Linked DNA regions of Mus musculus: region 2 is linked to region 1. A link is a contact called in ENCODE POLR2A ChIA-PET data. All regions are on one chromosome and are shown on one strand. The core of a region is the stretch at or near the end of the contact, and the rest is flanking DNA. Distances in the headings are between cores, read along the strand shown.

Region 1 (4,563 bases), core at 1,021-3,520:
CATCATAATAAATTCCCTCAATATAGAGAGACATTCCATAAGTTCTGTGACTCTAGAGAACCCAGACTAATACAACGCCCAATCTGAGGGTTGCTTGTGGGTGATCCTGCTGCTCTGATCAAAATGCAGCAATAATCACAACCTTTGAGGAGGGCCTTCCACAACCATCTGCCTCTTTTATTGGAGGACAAAGAATGTATCATGTTCATTTAAAATAGCAAAAACACATATGACAAGCACTACAATAGTCGTCTCTGACAGTAACTGTCTGAGTCCTTGGTTCTTTGGTCTCCTCAAGGGAACCTGTGGGGTGTTTCTTGGCACATAGTATTTAGAAATCATGTTAGCCTAATGCGAGTGTAAGCGTGCAACCAGCCCCAAGGGATGTGGATCTCCCAACTCTGATTGCGTGGGCGATCCAGCACGTTTTTCAGGGAGTCCAAACTAAGGGTGTGGGTAACTGCAGGTTGGCCCCAATAGGCATGCTGCTGTCAGAGAGGGACCTCCAAATTATTCCTCATTCCTGAAGGCCAGCGATAGACACACTTCCACGTAAAGTGATCCCCAACACTTAGGACAACCCTTTGAGGTCAGAATTCTTTCTCCCCGTTTTAATTCTGAGCGATCCAAGAGTTCACTTATTTAACTGCTTATGCGGAAGTGGTGTTTTAACTTGTGGATCTGACCTCAATTTCTTAAAATTGAATTTTGTTCTTATCTGCCTAAAAACAGAAATAGTTTTTCTCAGGCAGCAACAGTTACCACTGAGGAGGTAAAGCAACAGTGGCAACGCCTCTGCCTCAGTGACCTCTCTCTTCCTTTCTTCTTCCAGCACTGCGAACACTGGGGGCTCTCACAAGCTCTCAGAACAAGAGCCAGAGGCTGCAGATAAAGGCCTGTTCATCCCACACAGCCCTTTCCTAAGGGAGCATTCTTGCCTGCTGTTTCAGTATCTTTTTGTGACATTCCAGAATCTGTCCCTCGGTGTGAAATTATGTATGTGCACCTACAGAACTTTAGCTGTGTGTGATAGGTATGTACAATGACTTTTGTTACATTGCTCTTTCCAGCTTTGGAGCAGTGTGCAGGGGGTAGGTCCCGCAGTTAAGTGCCTCAAATTACAGCCTCTGACTTCAGAGCCAGCTCTCCTACCACTTGGCCAAATCACCTCTCTACAAATCATTGGGTATGGAACTCCTTTAACACATTTCTCCCTGAACTTCTAGGGATGGTGGCCTTCTCCTAACCCTCAATTAACTGAATACTGGGAGGCTTTATTCATTTGTTTATGTATTTATTTTTTACAGTGCCAGAGATAAGCTTCACCCAAACTGGGGAACTGTTCTACCCCCCTCCCCCAACCTCAAGTCCTACCTAGTATTTAAAAGAAATTAGACTGTACTGTTTAGACCAGTATTGTGTTCTCGGTAAAGCTGAAATGAAAGTACAAATGCTCTCCCTGACCCCCTTATGCATAGCTTCCCTCCTCACCACCATCCTCCATATCGGGGCACATTTGTTACAACTAATAAACTTAATCCTGCTCCAGGCGCATCTTTATCGCCCACAAAGTTCATAGCGTACATGGGGCTCATCCTTGCTGTTGCACACTCTGTGCCTTTGAACTAATTTATGACATGTATCACAGAGTACTTTGACTACCAAAAAAGGAAAACAGTAATACCAAAAAACCTATTCCCTAATGAGGTACTTTTTAAGGGGTGATATAAGGGGGGGGGGCGGATATGGTAGCATACTACTGTAATTCCACCACTTAAGAGGCAGAATGATCAGGAGTTTCAGGCCAAATTAAGACGTGTGTGTGTGTGTGTGTGTGTGAGAGAGAGAGAGAGACAGAGACAGAGAGACAGAGGAGAGACAGAGACAGAGAGACAGAGATCTCTTAGAGTCTAGACTCAACTCTAGGTGGTGTGCCCCAAGTGAAGTTCAGCCTCTCCCAGTTTGTGCATCTCTCCAAGACTCGCCTAGGAACCGGTTCCTCCCCCTTTTGTTTAAGTGTCAAGCGAATGGGTTTCCTGTTGACTCTGGAATATTGTGAAAGGGCAGGAAGAGGCCAAGCCTCCTTGTCTCTCTCTCTCAACTCCCCAACCCCTTTATTTATTTTGTGCACGTCTGTTTGGGTTGTGGGGGTGTTTCCAGCTTGTGCGGCTGGAGGGCGGCCTCAGCAGCCCGAAACCCCTCCCCGAGGAGGCGAGGCCGGTCGGGAGCCCGCCCGATCCCAGGCTGGACCTCTGTGGGGCGGGGAAGGGAACCGGACGGGAAGCGAGCTGCCGAGGAGCTGCAGGCCGCCGGTGCGTGCCCAGAAGGCGGGGAGCTCGGCCCAGCCCGCGCCCCAGCTCCGCGCTGCAGGTGGAGCCCTCCTTCCCCGCCGAGCGCGCTGGCGAGGGCCATCCGCTGCCCGCAGCTCGCCCGCCGTCCCTGGGCTGCGCGGCGGCGCCTCGCCCATGGCTGAGGGCCGGCGGCGGGAGGACGAGGAGGAAGAGCTGCGAGAGCGCCGCGAGCTTGGGGGCCCGCGCCGCGCCCGGAGCCGCGCGCTCCCGGGCCACTCGGCTGCAGGTGAGACGCGGGGGACGCGGGGACCAGGGGCGCACGGGGGGTTGGGAGCATCTAGGACCGGGTTCTCCGCGCCCACTCATGCCCTGCCCAGCTCGGCAGCTGCTCTCGATGCTGCCTGGAGGGGACTGACACCTTTAACTCCTGATGGCGAGAGGGCGGGACAGTGGCCTTTCTATCCTTAGCCTCCTTTTCTCCTTTTTGAGAGAATTCAGATTGGTCTCTTTTACCTGTTAGTGGCCCTGGAGCCGAAACTCCAAAATTTCCGTGGAAACTAAATCCAAGGCGGCTGGTACTTGTGGCTGGGTGATTACTTATCTGTAGGTGAGTCAGAGGCCATGCCCTACGTCTATCTCTCTCTGGACCACGACCCATCCCTACGGTTTCGCCTGGGCCACCCCAACCTGGTCAGACCACGTGCCCATGCTGAATCAAGTCTTGTTTCAGCAGCCGGTGAACTTCGGACCTCTAGTCCCTTCCTTCCCTCCCCCACAGCGCTGATTTTCTGCTGGAGAGTTAATTTGTTGCAACTGCCCTCCCCGTTGTAAACCGGGAGTGCCCAATGTAGTATTGGAGAAGGGAATTCTTTTGGATGGAGGTCATTTGGGGGCCTATAGTTAGTTACCTTTAAGATCTTGTTTTGGGACACACCAACGAAGCACGAATCAAATAGCTTGGTGCATAAGTATAAAATTAAATGTAGATCCACCCTCCTTCCCTTTACCTGGGGTGGGTTTTCAATGTAACCGTAATGGAGAGGAAATTATTAGGCCAGCTGGTTAACCACAGTTATCTGAAACTGGATGGAAGAATTAACCTAGAAGATGCATAAAGAGGTGAAGGGATTGGGAAGAGTCATGGGAAATCCAGGCACCAGACTGGAGCCTTCTTAGAAAGGGAACATGGAGAGGCTCCTCTGTGTGACCACCAGGAGAAAGTTGGGTCTGTGGAATTGGAGGGCAGAAAATGGGATAAAAGCAAAAAAAAAAAAAAAAAAAAAAAGTCGGTAAGCGTATTCCGAGTAAGACATTCCGGAAGCTTAAAATTAACTTTATGCCTGCCTGCCTGCCTGCCACGGGGCCTTTTTTAGAGTAAGACACTTGACTGTTACCATGAACACCAAGTGATAATAATCGGTAGTTTTGTTCAATGTAAGCCTAACTGAAACAACACTTAACTGCTGCGTAAATAATTCAGTACCATGAAAAAGTTTGCAAAGTTGTGCCTTGGTTGCTTACAGATTTTAAAAGTGCATAAGTACCTTGGATTCTTGGTACCTTTTAGAAGAAAGTCTCCCTCTTACAGAGGACTGCACCATGGAGAGCAGTGTCGGAATTTAAACTAAATATGACCCAGATACAGGTTCAACGGTTCTTCAGTGTGTTTTTCCCCCCAAGGCCAGCACAAATGTTACTTTTGTAACTTTTTACTAGTTCCATAATGTCTGAAGACAAGGCCTAGTCTAGGCTCTGTGATAATAGTTTGCCGAGATTTGGTAGCGTCTGCACCCAGAAATAAGTGTTTTCAGCTCTCTTACCCTTAACATGGCTTCCTTCATGAAGGGGCGAGGGGTCAGCAAGTGCATGCTGCGTGTGAGAGGGTCAGACTTGTAATTTTAGATTTTATCGTCTTGGGGATAAATTATTTAATAGTCGACAAGTGGTGCTTCCCTCCCGCCTAATGTATTAGCGTGTTTTCCAACCCCTTGTTGCATTCCTTACCAAGCTTGGGCATTAACTGCAGTAGTTGTCTTCTTCCAAAAGAGAGTGGGAGCTCACCCAGAGGCCTGATGTCCCCCAGTCCCTCTGCTTTCTTCCTCATGGTAAATGGCTTTGCCTGTTCTTTGTGTTTCCTCCTCCCTCCCTCAAGTTAAAGGCTTTCTTTTTCTTTAATCTCGCATGGCCTGATACACACCATAACCCCGGGGCTTGTAGACTTGAAACAGCCAATGAACTTTCTCGCCCTGCTAAATTACATGTTTGCGTAAGT
Region 2 (4,563 bases), core at 1,364-3,863, 170 kb after region 1:
ATGTGAGTACACTGTAGCTGTCTTTAGATAAACCATAAGAGGGCATGAGATCCCATTACAGATGGTTTTGAGCCACCATGTGGTTCCTGGAAATTGAACTCAGGACCTCTGGAAAAGCAGTCAGTGCTTTTAACTGCTGAGCCATCCCTCCAGACCTGAAGATCCTTTCTTGAAAGAGGGCAGTGGAGAAGTTCTGCTGTAAAACTGTATTTTCTAAATGCCTTTTTATTCCTAAGTTACACAAAGAACTTAAAAACATAATTCCAAAGCTAAGATCCAAAGCTAAACAAAATCTGTAATTAGACCATACTACCATCTTTTAGAGGACCATTTTTGTGGCAAAGCGATCTGATTTCTTTGAATTTTACAAATATTAAGTTCTCAAATATACCCAATATTTGCCGTGAGCGGTGGTACATGCCTTCAATCCTATCACTCAAGAATTTGAGACCAGCAGAACTGCCCGGAAACAAAATCCTGGCATCCACTTCACTGCAAAGGAGTATATACATCAGTATGTACTAAATAGCCTATTATTTCCAAAATTACATAAAGTATAAGGGAATGTCAGCAATAAATGTTACGGTAATCAGTAGGCTTCATTTGGGACCGAAACATCTTGTCATCACTCATTCCCATATACAATGTCAATATCAGGATACATCTGAACAGCTTTCCCTTGAATCAGCCTTCTTTGCTGGTCACCATGCTAAGCCCATTTCCCTACATGTCATTTCATCTTCACAACCCCAGGGGCTGATGTTGAAGAAATTAAGCTATCAAAGCTTGTTACTACTTTCAAGGACAGAAGGGGACCGAATCTGACTCTAGCCACACTCCACTGTCAGACAACTGAGTCAGCTAGATAGAGCACCTTTTCTCTATCAACTCTAACGATGTTAACCCTAGAACAGTCCCCAAACTGGCAAAGCTGCCCAACTCACCTAATGTGGCCGTAACAAGCAATACCAAGTTAAAGGATGCAGCTCAATGTTAGGACTGATGTCCCAGCATGTGGAAAGCCCTGGATTCTACCTCCAGCACTCAAGAATTAACAGTGATACTCAAATGAAATGAAACCAACTTCTCCATTCCATGTTTTGATACTACCTACCAACCAACACACCCATGACACATCTGCACACCCACACCACAGCACTCACACTCGCAGCTTTTGGTCTCACCTGCCACTTCTTGACCATGGAGCACATTTTGTCCCGGGTAAGATCCATACCATGGAAGTTAGTCAGACAGTTTTTGCCCTGAACGTCCTCAGTGATTAGCTTGAATTTTCTAAACGCAACTTCATCATTCTGTAGATCAGCAAGGCTCACTTCAAACACACGACCCTTGAGGCCATCAGAGGCAATTTCTAAAAAAGAACCACAAACCCTGTTAACTTGTTAACCAAACCCACCTTCACACCAGTGGCTTACTGCCAACACCTAAACGTTCTCTTGGACAGCTGTACAAACACTTCATTGCTGCCACATCTGTACTAAGACCAAGCACTCCCAATGCCAGGCCCTCCAACCACTGGGCTGACATTTCAATCCAGCGCCCCATCAGAGTTGACCAAGGCGCCGGTTAATATGCACATGCCACAGCTTAGGAACAAAGCAAAAGGGGCCCACAGTACTCACTGGTTCCTTGAGTCCTCGTGACTAGTGTCTTCCCGATGTTCCTAATATTGAACATGGCTGGAGCTTTCACATCGTACCAGTCTTTCTTAGAAAATGGATCGACCCTGGATGGGAGAAAAATAACCTCAAGTTTCTCTGTAAATTGTAACAACACTCCCGACCACTTTTAAACGCTTCTTATCCTTCAGACTTCTGTTAACAGTTTCCCAGGCACGATCTTGCAATCGGCCTGCACTTAACACGACGGACGTCCTCCCCGTGGGGTGAACGTCTGCGAGGCCGGCTGGTCTGCCAGTGCACAAAGCAGTAAGTTCGAAGCCATGCCTTCCCCACTCCTCCATCACACAGGCAGTACTATATACACACTGCCCTGGAACCTCAGGGACCTGTGACAGTGACTGGTCCGCAACAGCACAAACTGCTGCTAAACAAGTGTCCCGGGTCTCCAGGTCGGTCCCACGAGAGCCCAGCACACAAGTTGACATGGGGTCCCGACATGGACAGCCAGAGTGACTGACGTAGAGCGGTGTTAAAAAGTGCCACGGACTTCCAGCAACCCAGGAGCCCACAGTTCGCGCGCGACACGCGAGCGACTGCTAGAGACGCAGGGCGGAGATCACACGCGGCGCGCGACACCCGGCCGGGTGGCGGAGAGGCGGCCGCCCGGGACGCACCCGCCAGCCGCGCAGCGCAGCACCGCCGCGCAATCCACCCCGCATCCTCACCATCCGCCCCACGCCGCACCCCAGAACCCGCCCACCAACTCCTGCGGAGCCCAACGGCCGGGGACCCGCGCGATCCGCCACTCACACTTTCTTCTTAGCTCCCTTCTTGCCACCTTTCGTCAGGCGCTTGTTCTTGCCGACCGCCATGGTGCCGACCGGAGAGCCAAAAGGGCGGAAGTACAACTCGCGCGAGAACTTAACGCGAGCCGGGCGGGGAGCGCCGTCTACGTGACCCTTGCTCTTTCGCCCTTCCGGCTTTAAGAATCTCGCGACACTAGCTGGCGGCTCGTTTCCCGCCGTGCTGCGACAGCGCCCTCGTGTGTCGGGAGGTCGCGCAGCGGGCCGCGGGCTGGCTAGGCTGTGCATGGGAGCCTGCAGATTGTCAGAGATGCTCAACCCACTTCAGGTTTCTTGTGGTTTCCGTTGCCCCGAGGGTGGGAACTCTCTGTTTCTAATTTTGAGAGTACGTTTCTTCCCTAGACCATGGGCTTTGAATCAGAGATAGCAAATCCATGTTCAAATGGTGATTCCAACAGTACTTAGCCTTCTGACCTCTTTAGCCATCAGTTCCCTCGGGTGTAAAACGGGAATATTCATGTGATCTATTTCAAAACATTAGTGTAATTCAATAAGCATGACTTCGGGCACGCTGTTCACGTGCTGACTACTCTTGGGCTTGGCTGTGTTGTGAACTTTCATGAAAAAAGAGGCTTAGCCGTGTGTGCAATCCCAGAGCTCTGGAGGCAGGAGGACAGCAAGTTGGAGGAGAGCCTGGAGTATATGGTGAGTACTAGCCTGAACTACCTAGCAAGACAGACTGGGAAGGGGAGAGGAGAGAATATATATATACACACACACACATATATACATATGTAACTCTTACACATTTGTAATCACATTTTTTTTTTGTATGACTATGTGTGTGGTCCTGTGCCTCACAGGTCTCTGTGTGGAGGTCAGAGACCTATTCTCAAGAGTTGGTTCTCTTCTTCCACTATGTGGGTATAAGGCTCAGGGAGAGGCTGCCATCCTGCGCACACTGGCCCGCAGCGCTGCCATACAATGTGCCCTGCCTCCTCACTGCCTGAGAGGTCTCTGCAGGTGCCTTTACCAGCTGAGCCATCTCGACAGCCCTGGGTTTTTGGTTGGTTGGTTTTGTTTTTTCTGGGATAGGAGGAGTGTTTGGGTTTTTAGTGGAGTGGGGACTAGAGTGGTGTCCTGGAAAAGCCTCAGCATGCCTGAGACAACGGATTCCATCTCTAGCACCCCAAAAAGGCACAGTCGTGATCAATTGTTGTACCTAACTGCCCACCAATTTTCTTAATGCAAACCACCCCTTCCCCACTTTTAAAAGTGATGTCTTTATTTTTATTTTATATGGTTTGCCTGCATGTTTGTCTGTGTGAAAGTCCCAGATCCCCTGGAACTGGAGTTACAGACAGTTGTGAGCTATCATGTGGGTCCTGGGAATTGAACCTGGGTCCTCTAGAAGAGCAGTCACTACTACTCTTAACCACTAAGCCATTTCTCTACCTCTATCTCCACCCCTCCACATCCCCAAACCCCCACCATAAAAAATGGCTTCCCCATTCTTATGTTAGTATTTTTCAAAACAAGATTCCTCCTGTGTTGTTCGGGCTGACCTCAAATTCACCTTCCTCAAGCCTCCGCCTCCTGGGTGCCGGCATTGCTGACATGCTCTGCCACATCTAGTTCAGAAGATCACAGCCTGGTGACATGTCACCAGCTACCTCAAGGGCAGAACTCTAACATCCTCTCTAGCCAAGGCCAAAAACAAAAAAAATGGTGACCAAATCAGAACCAACTCCCTCTTCACCAGGCTCCCAAGAAGTTTTTAAATGCTTTTTTTCCCCTTCAGATATAAAGATTGATTAGGGTTCAGAAACAAATTGAAAACTTTCTTTAACAAAATTGACTCTGATTTGAGAGGAGGGCTACCGTCATGTTACCCTATATTTGGGAAATGACAGAAATGCCTATTATAAAGATAACATGTACCCAGCTGTCTGAGGCTAAAACAAGAACAGCAAAACCTGTTTAGTTGAAAGGAACTTGTGGAGCCAGGGGTGATGGCACACCCCTGTAATCCTAGCATTCAGAAGGCCAAGACAAGAGTCTCTGAGGGTAGCCTGGGCTACACAGTGAGGCCTTTCTCTGAAGACCTAGGACTGGAA

The links. ChIA-PET counts read pairs that join two places held with the same protein, here RNA polymerase II (POLR2A).
Region 2: POLR2A ChIA-PET joins it to region 1 with 18 read pairs in Patski. The contact joins the promoter of Rps3a1 here to the promoter of Sh3d19 in region 1. POLR2A ChIA-PET finds 5 or more read pairs at or near these places in 3 of 5 experiments (Patski and embryonic stem cell).

Annotation. Positions count from the first base shown.
Region 1 is chr3:85,968,848-85,973,410 of GRCm38, forward strand. It overlaps Sh3d19 (SH3 domain protein D19), which reads left to right and starts at 2,271. Exons shown (of 22, transcript NM_001082414.3): 1 at 2,271-2,577.
Region 2 is chr3:86,140,055-86,144,617 of GRCm38, forward strand. It overlaps Rps3a1 (ribosomal protein S3A1), which reads right to left and starts at 2,614. Exons shown (of 6, transcript NM_016959.4): 1 at 2,454-2,614; 2 at 1,644-1,747; 3 at 1,185-1,372. The coding sequence starts at 2,515. It overlaps Snord73b (U73B small nuclear RNA), which reads right to left and starts at 633; the gene lies at 563-633.